4 separate regions of the Mus musculus genome follow, and all the other regions are linked to region 1. Evidence: chromatin contacts called from ENCODE Hi-C or POLR2A ChIA-PET data. All regions are on one chromosome and are shown on one strand. Each heading gives the region's core, a stretch centred on a gene start or an enhancer-like site at or near the end of the contact. The rest is flanking DNA. Distances are from core to core; before and after follow the strand shown. Region 1 holds the start of Arid5a (AT rich interactive domain 5A (MRF1-like)). Region 2 holds the start of Uggt1 (UDP-glucose glycoprotein glucosyltransferase 1). Region 3 holds the start of Neurl3 (neuralized E3 ubiquitin protein ligase 3). Region 4 holds the start of Kansl3 (KAT8 regulatory NSL complex subunit 3).

Region 1 (2,770 bases), core at 10-2,509:
GCCTCAGTTTCTCTGTAATAGAAGACGGGGTGGGGTATATAATTCTAGGCCATTCTGCCTCTGTCACTTCAAGTTCTAGGCCAAGCAGTCATTTAGGACACTAACTGCTGTAGAGACAGACCCTCTAGCTTAACATTCCTCACCCTCCCCTGCCCAGGCATCCATCCTCTTTAGACACTGAGATCCTTAGATTTGCATCAATTCCCAGCAGTGCCCGCGGGGCGGGGCAAGGAGCACCTGTTACACTCATCTGAAATGAAAGACTCTGCAAACTAGGGGATACAGCCTGAGCAGCACAATTTGGGATTAATTTGAGGCCTTCCCGGCCTACGGTTGGCCCCACTGTGCCTGTGGGTTAGGTGTGGGATGTGACCCCGGCCAGGGAGCAACGCCTGGGTAGTGAGTGCAAAGGGCCACAGATCGGTGGTGTGGTTGTGCCCCTAGTTCGCAATAAGAGCAAAGCCAAACTTGTTCGTCGCACTCTGGCAGCCTGAGCTTCTGCCCTCGGTCCACTAAACACCCCCAGTCCAGGGCCATCACCCTGTCCCTTTGAAGAGACCCGAGGGAAAAGAGGGAAACTCAGAAGATCAGGCGGGTAAAAAGAAACCGTCTTTCCTGCTGGGGGTTGGAAAGAAAAAGAAACAAAAAGAAAAAGGAAAGAGAAGAGAGAAGGAGCAGGGGATCTGAAGCGTGTGACCGTCAAACCATCAGCATGTCCCTTGGCAGAAAAGAGGAACCGTTGATTCTTCAAAGCGCATTGAGCAATTTCTTCAAAACCCGCGCAGTCACTTTCAGGAATCGCGGCCGCAGTGGGAAGCGCTGCGCGCGGCCCGGGCGCCTCGGTTTCTGAGAAGCGAAGCGCTGGGCTGGCACGGGGCAGGGAGGGGCCCGCGGCCGAGAAGCTGCTGCTGACAGCTGTCACAACAAATGGGCCCAGAGCAGCTCGAGATTGAAACCGCAGCAGGAAGTGTGGGCGGCTCAGTGAATTTCAGTCCAGACTCGGAGAGGAGAGTTTCGAGATAAACGCCTGGGAAGCCCCTGGCCGCCCCGACTTTCCACGAGAAGAGAGCACGCAGACATTCGGGTTACCCTGAGAGCCACGATCGCTCTGGGACCCCAGCCCTCTGACCCCGGCGCCGCCCGCCAGCCGCTTACCCATGGCCCAGCGAGAGCGCGCGTCGCTATGCAGAGACCCTCTACACGCACAGCCGTCCTGTCCCAGCGCTCTCGGCGCGACTGACTACCGGCGCCGCTCGACTGCCTCCTCCCCCGCGGACCCGCCCATGGACCCGCCCCCCCCCAGCGCTCTGGGCGCCCATTGGTGAATCCTATTTTCTAGAGCGGAGCAGACTCCGCCCCCTTAGACCCGAGGACGTCTGGGAGTTGTAGTGTGCGCCCACTTTGCAGCTAGGGGCTGATGTAAGAAACTCAAGAATCAACTGCTGTCGCATGTCTGTTGGTTTCCCTAGAGGCAAAACTAGAGTCTTAGAAAAACTGCCCGCTCTTTGTAGCTTGCCAAAGACTGGGTGGGGTTAAATAAAGTGCTTCTGGCTTTTACCTGAAGTGGTCCTGGCCGGTTCCATCCTTTCCAACTTTACACAGTAAGTACTGTTAGCCTACCAGAGGCCAATCTAGAAAGTCTGTGGTCCAGGCCTAATGCCCAAAATGCCCATGTCTACATATGTCATGTAGACTGAGTGAAAGCCACAAGATGGACCGTGCAAAGAGGAAGTGAACGAGTTGAGGGTGAATGTGGACAAGATTAGTAGAGAGAACAGTCATTTGGACCCGTGTGGGTTATAGAAGATGACGCTAAAACTTGAGATTTAAAAGCAGAAAGCCTTATTAGCTTGAACTCGAACTCTGTTCCTATTATGTAGTTAGTATCCCCGGAATCAAATTCTGTTGATTAACTATAATACTCATACAGCTCGGTGCATTTCATACCATCATTATCTTCATTATATAGAGCAAAACAGGCCTGGGTGATTAATTAGCTCATATTACTGGTCGGTGGTAGGGCTAGAGAATTGGGGCACAGAGGAAGGCTTCATAGTTAGCCCCCAACATTTTAGTGTTCCCCTTCACACTGAACAAATGGACAGTCTGCATTTGATGACTTTGACCCTCTGGGCTTTATCCATAAGCTCTGGAATGGCAGATCTGCAAGCTCAGCCTGGAGCAGACACCAGTGAGCTTGGTGGATAATTGTAATAAACCAGTGCTTGCCGATCTGGTAACAGGCAATATTGTGGTTGATATTTATTAACTGCTCAGAATAACGAGCAGAACAATGATTGTAACAGTGCCTCCCACATCCAAGATTACAAACCCCAGTCCACCCCAAGAGATCCAAGACTCTAGCAGAGATGCAATCTACCAAGAGATACCACCTGGAAACTTCACAGGCTTCTAGTCACTGTGTTCATTTGGTAAGGGTCGATTGGTTGGGTTAGCTACAGTGCCAGGTTAGGTATGGAGATCTGCACGCTGCCTTCAGTGTTGCAGTATAGACCATCCACTACCTCCTGGATTGGATACATCTATCAATGAGGCACTCACTACCTTTCAAAGCCACAGCTAATCCGACCTCTGAAAAGGAGGATCCTACCGTCCAGGCAGGAGAGCTCACTCTCAGGCAGTGCTGTTTGTGCAAAGCCTCAGCAAGTCAACACCTGTCTCGGGCAACCTGCGAACAATAAGATCTAAATTTAATTGTCTCCTGAGGCAACTCTTTGCAACAGAAAGTAATTTACAACAGCCAATAAAC
Region 2 (2,810 bases), core at 112-2,611, 63 kb after region 1:
AAAAGTCGGAGAGAAGATTTGGAGTAACGGTCAGTGCTTGCGTTCTCTCTCTTTCTTCTCTGTGTGAGTGTCTCCAGGTTGGCACACATGTGTGCAAGTCAGTGTCTCCAATTTGGTACACATGTGTGTGCATGGGTGTGCAAGCTAAAGATTAGTCTCAGCTGTCATTTCTCAGGACAATGTCCAGTTTGGTTTTCTGAGAGTGTCTCTCACTAGTCTGAACCACACCCATTTGGCTGGTAGCTTGCTGGCCAGTAAGACCCAAAGTTCTGCCTGTCTCTACCTCCAGTGTTTACTTGGCTAGTATGTTATGTGTGTGTGTGTGTATGTGTGTGTGTGCATGCACGTATGTATGCCTGTGTGTGTGTGTATGTATGAATATATGTGTGTGCCTGCACACAAGCTCAATTGACACTTCGTATTTTCCCCAGTCACTCGGTATTTATTGAGGTAGAATTCTTGAGCTCAAGAATTCTGGCTAGTGTGGCTAGCCACTTTGCCAGAGGAATTGTCTCTGCCTCCTGAGAACTGGGATTACAGGTAGCTATTACTACAATTTCTACAGGGGTCCTGGAGATCTGAACTGTAGTCTTCACATCTGGGCAGCAAATACTTTGTCTACTGAGTCATCTCCGCAGCCCGTGCCTGGCGTTTGCGGTGTATTCTGGGAATTGAGCTTAGGTTTCCAGCTTAGCAGCAAGAACCTTTGTCTTTTTTGCTTTCTTTTCCCCTGATGCTGCTTGGGTCTTGGAGGTGGTGATATAGGTGTTTCAGTCAGAGCTGAGATCATTTAGTCTCAGTCAGTTTGACTAGTTATGGATCTCTGCATTAACCAACATCACATACTCTAAAACAAATTTATAACTTTTTCTTCCTTTTGAGATAGGGCCTTGAACTCACAGAGATTCTTCTGCCTTTTTTTTTTTTTTTTTTTTTCTCGAGACAGGGTTTCTCTGTATAGCCCTGGCTGCCCTCGAACTCACAAATCCGTTTGCCTCTGCCTCCCGAGTGCTGGGATTAAAGGTGTGTGCCACCACGCCCAGCATGAGCTTCTTCTGCTTTTTGTGTCTTGAGTTTGTGTACGTTTATTTAACTTGAGAGGAATAAATAATAAAAATAGGGAGAAAAAGGTTGAAATAACTATCTGCCGGGGCGGTTGGACTGCGCCTTGAAGCTCACCTGCTTGAACTGGGTCTTCTAGGATCTTAAATTCAGGAGGCGAGCTGGCTCAACCAGGAGAGGGGAGGGGCCGAGAGAAGGGGCGGGTCTTATGCCGGTTTCATGGCCGCTGCGGGACTCTCTGGCAAACCCCCGCCGCACTCGATAGCCGGAAGTCGTCCTGCCTTCGCCTCTAGGAAGCGGAAGTGCAGGGGCAGCTGGCAACTGGGTTATTGCTTTGAGAAACCGGCTTGTGAGGAGCGGCGGGAAAGGCGCGTGTCGGCTTCTCACTGGCGCAGCCTCCCCGGCGATCGCCGCTGCTCCGCCCTGCCCAGGCGTCGTTGCAGACACCGGAGTGGACGAAGCGCGGCCCGGGCATGTGCAGCCGGGGGGATGCGAACACTGCGGATGCCGCGGCTGCGCGGCGGGTGACAGGTACCTTGGGTGGCGTGGGGAGGCCTCGGGAACAGGAGAGGGGCCAGCGCGGGAGGCGACCGTGAGTCCGAGTCACCTTGGGCTTCCTCTTGTACTCTGACTCGGTTTTCCCTCCAGTGTTCTCTCCACGAGCGCCTCAAGTCGTCCCCAGCGGTCTTCTGGGGACAGAGTGGCGGCGGGCTCACTCCAGCAGTCCTGACCCTGTTTGAAGTGTAGGAGGAGGAAGCGCCCCCAGGACTTTAGACCAAGTCTGACCCTAAGTAGGTTGAGAATCAGCATTTTGCATGATTCTGGAGAAACGAGTTGGCGTTTTTATAGGTTTCTGAGTTCAGGTGATGCATCTGTGGGTGATAAGATCTCTTGGCGTGAAATTGGACGGTTCACTTCACTTTTAGCTTGTGATCTGTGCATCTCCAAAACATTGTGATCGTGAGCTCTTCTTGCTGCTGGGCTGAAAGCTCTCTTGTTCTGCATTTGTTGCCAGGTTTGAAATGGAGAGAGTGTTTTGTTTGTTCTGAGACCTATGATCTTGCCCTTGCAGTGCCTTGGAAACATCTGTGCCCGTGCAAGCTTATTGTAGTATAAAGTTCTTTATTTCCTAGTAATACCTTGTACACTGCCAAACGCATGAAGACATAGTCATGTCTGTTTGCTTGTCCTACCCCTTTGGAGGTAGGGTCTCAGGATCATAGGCTACCCTTGGAATCCCGGCCACCACCAGATCTGCTTGGAGACATTTTACAAAGCTAGTTAACACTACAAAACTGGAGCAGATTGTAGCCTTTCCACTTGACTTGTTTTTGGTAAACTTAGCTGAAACTTTTCTTTCTTAAATAAAAAATTTTATTTTGTTTACTTAGATTTTGTTGTGTGTATACAGGACAACTTAGTGGAGTTAGCTTTCTCCATCCACCTCTGTGTGGCTTTCTTTTTAGGGCTCAATCTCAGGTCACCAGGCTTGCATGGCAAGAGCCTTTACCCACAGAGCCATCTTGCTAAAACTTTCTTTTTTGCTTTCTTGAGGGAGGAAGAGAAAGGGAGAGAGGATCTAGATATAGAGACACAAATTAAATGTCTGTCTCTCTGTCTGACTGTTTGTCTATATCAAGAGGTGGGAGAGAGAATATGAATTTGTTATGTAGAGACCAGAAGACAACTTTAAAGGATGGCTCTCTCCTTCCACCATGGGGGTCTGGGGATTGAATTCAAGTTTTCAG
Region 3 (2,700 bases), core at 116-2,615, 34 kb after region 1:
CCAGCCCTGAGCAACCCAGCAAGGGAGGAGCATCCACAAGTGTCCAGAGACTGGTGTGCCTGCCAGGAGGTGCCAGGAGCCTGAACCTCTTAGACTGAGCCAGCCGGGGCATCGGGGGAACTGCAACCTTTAGAAGCCACAGGACTCCGGCCCAGGTGACTGGCACTGGCTCTAGAGCAGCTACCTGTGGTCTTGGCAGAAGTTATACATCTAGTGCAGTGACAAAGGGCGCTCAGCAAGGGTGTGGCCGGAAAAAGAAAGTCCAGGGGTTACAGCAATGTCTAAGGTAACCAGGGCTACACTGATAACACTCACCTTCCCCTGGCCACTTCTTCTCACTTAGGCACCACATGCTGGCTGGAAAAGGTCCCCAAACCAGAACATCAGACCTCAAGAAGAGGAAGGGATCTGCATAAGGTAATACAGCAGACACAACCTGGGTCTCCAGCCCTCTATTTCCCTCCTCAGTCGAACCGCCCCCGCCCCCCCCCCGCCCCCCCCGTCCTGTCTAGCTCACTGTCATTTCCAGGTGCTCCTGTTCCTTTCTTTCTTTTTTTTTTTTTAAAGATTTATTTATTATATGTAAGTACACTGTAGCTGTCTTCAGACACTCCAGAAGAGGGCATCAGATTTCGTTACAGATGGTTGTGAGGCACCATGTGGTTGCTGGGATTTGAACTCCGGACCTTCGGAAGAGCAGTCGGCGCTCTTAACCACTGAGCCATCTCGCCAGCCCCCCCCCCTCCCCGTTCCTTTCTTAAAGGGGCCACAGAAGTCACAGAATTGTGGCTTTGATCTGGAATCTCAAGAAAGACCTAATCTGGCGGGGAGGGGGGGTGGGGTGGGGGTGGGGTTGTAAGCCCCCAAACCAACCTTGCCACTGGGCGGCCTCACCTTCACAGGTCCTAGGATTTAGCTCAATCAGTTAACCTTCAGCAGCGCTGCGCACCTTCTCTATGTGGGGTTGGACACCATGCCGGCTGCTAATCAAAGTTCCTGCATGCTCTTGAAACTCCCAATGCCCAGATCTCATCCCAGACCAGGACCACCAAAGTCTTTGTTGGGGAGAGTGGGGGAGGGCGTGGCGGCGGCACGGGTGTTTACTAACATGCGATTATAATTCACAGACAAGGGCTGCTTAGAAGTCAAACAGAAAACCGTCTGCTGCAGCCACAGTTACAGCCCCTGCTTCCCTTCTTATCTCAGACCAGCCTGCTGCAGCAGCAGTCCACTGTGAGCCACGAGAGGTCATGGGGAAAGTCCCGGATATCGTCATGCGTGACAGCATCTAATTAATCAACAACTCTGTAACGTGAGCTCCAGCCTATAAAAGGGGAACCTTCCGGAGTCTTGTAACCCTGACCACTGGCCTTCACAGACATCTTCAGACCCAGGGACTTGTGCCCCAGGAGGAGCTCAGGCTGATGGGTTCTCTCCTCAGCCCTGAGGCCAGTAAGTAGATTTCCCGTATGCCTTGAGCTGGCTTCTGGAGTCCTGACTGCATGGAGTACAGGTGGGAGGTCTGGAAAGGGGAGATCAGAGACTTCATTGGCTCCTAGAGTGGGTTTCTCCATGGTCTGGGCTGCGCGAGGGCGAGAGCTTCCTGCCTTCCCAGGAACCCAGCAGAAGCGGGGTGTCTGGTCCAAGATGGCTGCGGAGATACACACCCCTCCTTCCCACCCACTACCTGTAAGCAGTCTTTATCTAGGAACTGGATAAGGGAGAATCAAGGCTGGGGTGGGGAAAAGGGGAGAGCTTAGGAGGCCGGTGGAAAAACGAGGGATTTCAGCCTTGCCAAATTGTCGGTGGCAATGTGGACAAGTCATTTTTGTCCCTGGACTCTTGGTTTTTTTCTCGTCTGAAGGTTGGGACTATGCCACCACCCTGCTGTCCTTTAGGACTCCAAATGTAGATATCTAAATAGTAATGAGATAAGAAGTTTCTCTGAGACACCAGTACCTGTGGTCACGTGTCCCCTTAGCAGAGGGGCCTGGTGAGTGAGCAGGAAATAGCATGCCACCCCTTAGAACAGAGACGGGGACCAGGCACCCTAGACCTGCCCCCCCAAGCCAATCAGTGCCCCTGTGTAGGGCCCTTGGCAAGCACCCAAGGCTTGCTCACAGTGGGCGGCCACGCCCAGAGCCACCTCTGCTGTGGCAGCTGTGTTTGGATTCAAGGCAGGGCAGTAACAATGCCAAAAGGGATGGGGTATAACAGGTACAGATGTGGGGGGGGGGGAGTGGGAGAGGGAGAGGAGGGAGGAGGGAGTGGGAGAGGGAGAGGGACTGAAACTGTGTAGCTGAGCCCACAGTCTCCTTGGGGCTGGGAGGACAGGAAGGGACCTTTCTTGAGCTTCCCCAAGCTCTGCATGCTGGGGTGCAGAGGGGAGAACAGGATTCTGCAAAGGGCTGACTGGGTGCCTGGCATCCCAAAGACCTTGATGCTGAAGGTGCTGGCAGTTAGGAGGCCATCACGGAGCAGGTGGCTGAGCATCCATCACTAAAATCCCCAGAGCCTTGCAGCAGAGACTATAATTTGTCTTCATCTGCCCAGGCCTGGAGATGACCCTACAGACATGGCTGGCCTGTCCCAACTTCCTAGCAGTCTAGATCCAGGCCAGCCTCCGTCAGTGGGTAGCACAAAGGTGGGGGTCACTGGAGAAGGACTACCTCTCTATTGTATGGAACCTCAGGACCTGGC
Region 4 (2,729 bases), core at 175-2,674, 61 kb before region 1:
CTGAGATACATGGGACCCTGTCTCTCCATCCCCTCCATAAATGAAAAAACAACCAATAACACTGAGTTCTAAGACCGGGAGGTGGGGGTCGCTCATAGTAATTGCCATCAAGAAATCAATGGAGCTCTTGACAGGTGGCAGAAATAATTGACTGCATTCCCCTGGCAACCTGGTGAATCAGGGTTTAGGCATTTGCACATTTCAAAGTTGAGAAAAAGGCTGAGCCAAGCAGTTAAAAGTCGAACCTTAAATTCATTGTTTTTAATAGCTGAGTAGTACTCCACTGTGTAAATGTACCACATTTTCTGTATCCATTCCTCTGTTGAGGGACATCCGGGTTCTTTCCAACTTCTGGCTATTATAAATAAGGCTGCTATGAACATAGTGGAGCATGTGTTCTTATTACCAGTTGGAACATCTGGATACATGCCCAGGAGAGGTATTGCTGGATTCTCTGGTAGTACTATGTCCAATTTTCTGAGGAACCACCAGACTGATTTCCAGAGTGGTTGTACAAGCTTGCAATCCCACCAGCAATGGAGGAGTGTTCCTCTTTCTCCACATCCTTGCAAGTATCTGCTGTCACCTGAATTTTTAATCTTAGCCATTCTGATGGTGTGAGGTGGAATCTCAGGGTTGTTTTGATTTGCATTTCCCTGATGATTAAGGATGTTGAACATTTTTTCAGGTGCTTCTCAGCCATTTGGTATTCCTCAGTTGAGAATTCTTTGTTTAGCTCTGAGCCCCATTTTTAATGGGGTTATTTGGTTTTCTTTAGTCCATGTTTTTGAGTTCTTTATATATATTGGATATTAGTCCCCTATCTGATTTAGGATTGGTAAAGATCCTTTTAAATACCTAATTAAAAAAACCTGGGGGAAAAAAAAATTGAACCTTACATCTGTCCTCTGCCTCATCTTCCACCTCATCCTAGTCTGAGCTGTACCAGTTTCTTATTAAACTCCGCAGAGCCCTAGAATTGTATCCCAACATTCTGCAAAGCTTTCCCTCCCTCTCTTCATCTCCCCATCTCTCTGGTTTGCTTTGAGGTCTTGAGACAGGGTGTCATGGTGTAGCTCAGGTTGTTCTGGAACTCACCTCGATCCTCCTGTCTCAGCCTCCAGAGAGTGCTAGGATTATAAACCCCGATGGGCTGAAATAAACCCCACCCGCACACTGCAAATTGAACCCAGCTCTGTAACAGGGAAGGGGACACCGAGCGCTGGGGTGGTCTGAACTATCTTGCTCTTTGTCCTCACTTTTCCCACAGAAAACGCAGAGGGAGAACGTCTCTGCCCCGGGAGTCGCGCGCGCTTTCCGCGTTCCCCACAGGTTAGCCAGGTCCCGGGCGCGGATCCGCTCCGGGCTTTGCCGCTCGCCGCCGCGCGGTTCCGGGAGAGCGATCTGCTTCCGCGTTTTCCTCAGAGCCCAAGGCGCCGGGAGGTAAGGCGCACGCGCATTGGGGTCCGGCTCGGGCGAGCGCGCGGCCGACAACTGCGGGTGAGACGCGGTTTTGCCCCGGCGCGGGTGGTGGCCCGTGGGGTTCCAGGCGTTGGGCGGCGGGCTCGGAGAAGCCCTCGGGGCTCCGCGGGCATGAGGGGTCGGGGGCTGAAGCCGCGGGCCAGGCCGGGCCGGCCGGGCGGGGCGCGGGAGGCAGACGCGGCGCTGGGGCGGCCGAGGCGCGAGGCCGAGGAGGGCCCCGGGAGGGGAGGTGGGGCCGGGCGGCTCCTCCTCGCCGGGAACTCGGGATGACCTTGGCCGAGTCGTCCGGGCTCCGGGGCCGCCGCCCGGGTGGGCCGTTTTGAGGTTCTGCGGTTCCGTGGCGGGAACCTCTCAGAGGAGCGGGCCGTTTGCTGGGCGCCTCGCCGAGGGAGGGCGAAGGAGGAGAGGCCTTCTGAGGGCCCGGCCGGGCTGAGGGCGGGCTCTAGTTTTTCTCTTCCCAAAACTCCGGAGTACCATGAGGTTGATGCAAACCTTTGGTGGAGCGTGACCCTAGGAGAGTCCCCTTGACCTCAGCCCAAAGCAATGAAGCTTGGAGGCCCGCGGTGCCCGCCTGTTGTGCTGGGGCCACCCGAGCAGACCAGCCCTGCCCACGTCCTGTTTAGGGGACGAAAAGTAGGGACCTTTAGCTTTTGATGAATTCATGTTTGTGATCCCTCTGGTTTGCAAAAACCTTTACCACCCAGGAAGAAAATTGCCCAGCAAATTTAGGTTTTTGTTTTTGAGATGGGATCTCAATATATTGCTCTGGCTGTCCTGGAACCCACTCTGTAGACTAGGCTGCCCTTGAACTCCCGGAGATCCGTCTGCTTCCGCCTCCCCAGTGCTGGGATTAAAGGCGTGCGTCACCACGCCTTGGCAATTGCAAAGGTCATGTTTTTGTGAACTGTGGAGTCTTGTCAGTTTACAGTTATAAAATTGTGTATGGCACCGTTCTGTTTGGTGGCGGTGTGGGAGGACACATAGATGTGCATAATCAAAGATCGAATGCTGAGCATAAAGACATGTTTTGATAGTGAAAGTTGGGAGAAATGGAAGCTATTGAATTCACAAGCCCCCTTTCACTGCAGGTGACTAGCATGCAGATATTCACACCCTGACTTGGCTGCTTGACTACTGACATGGCCCACCGGGGTGGGGAGAGGGACTTCCAGACTTCAGCTCGGCGGATGGGTACCTCCCTGCTCTTCCAGCTTTCAGTGCATGAGCGGGAACTGGACCTCGTTTTC

The links. A loop is a pair of places that touch in the nucleus more often than their neighbours do. ChIA-PET counts read pairs that join two places held with the same protein, here RNA polymerase II (POLR2A).
Region 2: POLR2A ChIA-PET joins it to region 1 with 11 read pairs in Patski. The contact joins the promoter of Uggt1 here to the promoter of Arid5a in region 1. POLR2A ChIA-PET finds 5 or more read pairs at or near these places in 4 of 5 experiments (Patski and embryonic stem cell).
Region 3: a loop to region 1 is called in a map of v-Abl transformed pro-B cells, with 2.5 times the contacts of the local background. The contact joins the promoter of Neurl3 here to the promoter of Arid5a in region 1. A Hi-C loop is called at or near these places in 2 of 37 maps with a recorded cell type or tissue (both v-Abl transformed pro-B cells). POLR2A ChIA-PET finds 5 or more read pairs at or near these places in 3 of 5 experiments (Patski and embryonic stem cell).
Region 4: a loop to region 1 is called in a map of heart, with 4 times the contacts of the local background. The contact joins the promoter of Kansl3 here to the promoter of Arid5a in region 1. A Hi-C loop is called at or near these places in 2 of 37 maps with a recorded cell type or tissue (both heart). POLR2A ChIA-PET finds 5 or more read pairs at or near these places in 3 of 5 experiments (Patski and embryonic stem cell).

Annotation. Positions count from the first base shown.
Region 1 is chr1:36,306,222-36,308,991 of GRCm38, reverse strand. It overlaps Arid5a (AT rich interactive domain 5A (MRF1-like)), which reads right to left and starts at 1,259. Exons shown (of 7, transcript NM_001172205.1): 1 at 1,156-1,259. The coding sequence starts at 1,159.
Region 2 is chr1:36,242,853-36,245,662 of GRCm38, reverse strand. It overlaps Uggt1 (UDP-glucose glycoprotein glucosyltransferase 1), which reads left to right and starts at 1,361. Exons shown (of 41, transcript NM_198899.2): 1 at 1,361-1,593. The coding sequence starts at 1,536. Gm39625 (a long non-coding RNA gene) reads right to left here and starts at 1,354. Exons shown (of 2, transcript XR_865343.3): 1 at 1,180-1,354.
Region 3 is chr1:36,272,090-36,274,789 of GRCm38, reverse strand. Neurl3 (neuralized E3 ubiquitin protein ligase 3) reads left to right here and starts at 1,365. Exons shown (of 4, transcript NM_153408.2): 1 at 1,365-1,452. The coding sequence starts at 1,425.
Region 4 is chr1:36,367,876-36,370,604 of GRCm38, reverse strand. Kansl3 (KAT8 regulatory NSL complex subunit 3) reads left to right here and starts at 1,424. Exons shown (of 22, transcript NM_001310513.1): 1 at 1,424-1,500; 2 at 2,571-2,729. The coding sequence starts at 2,622.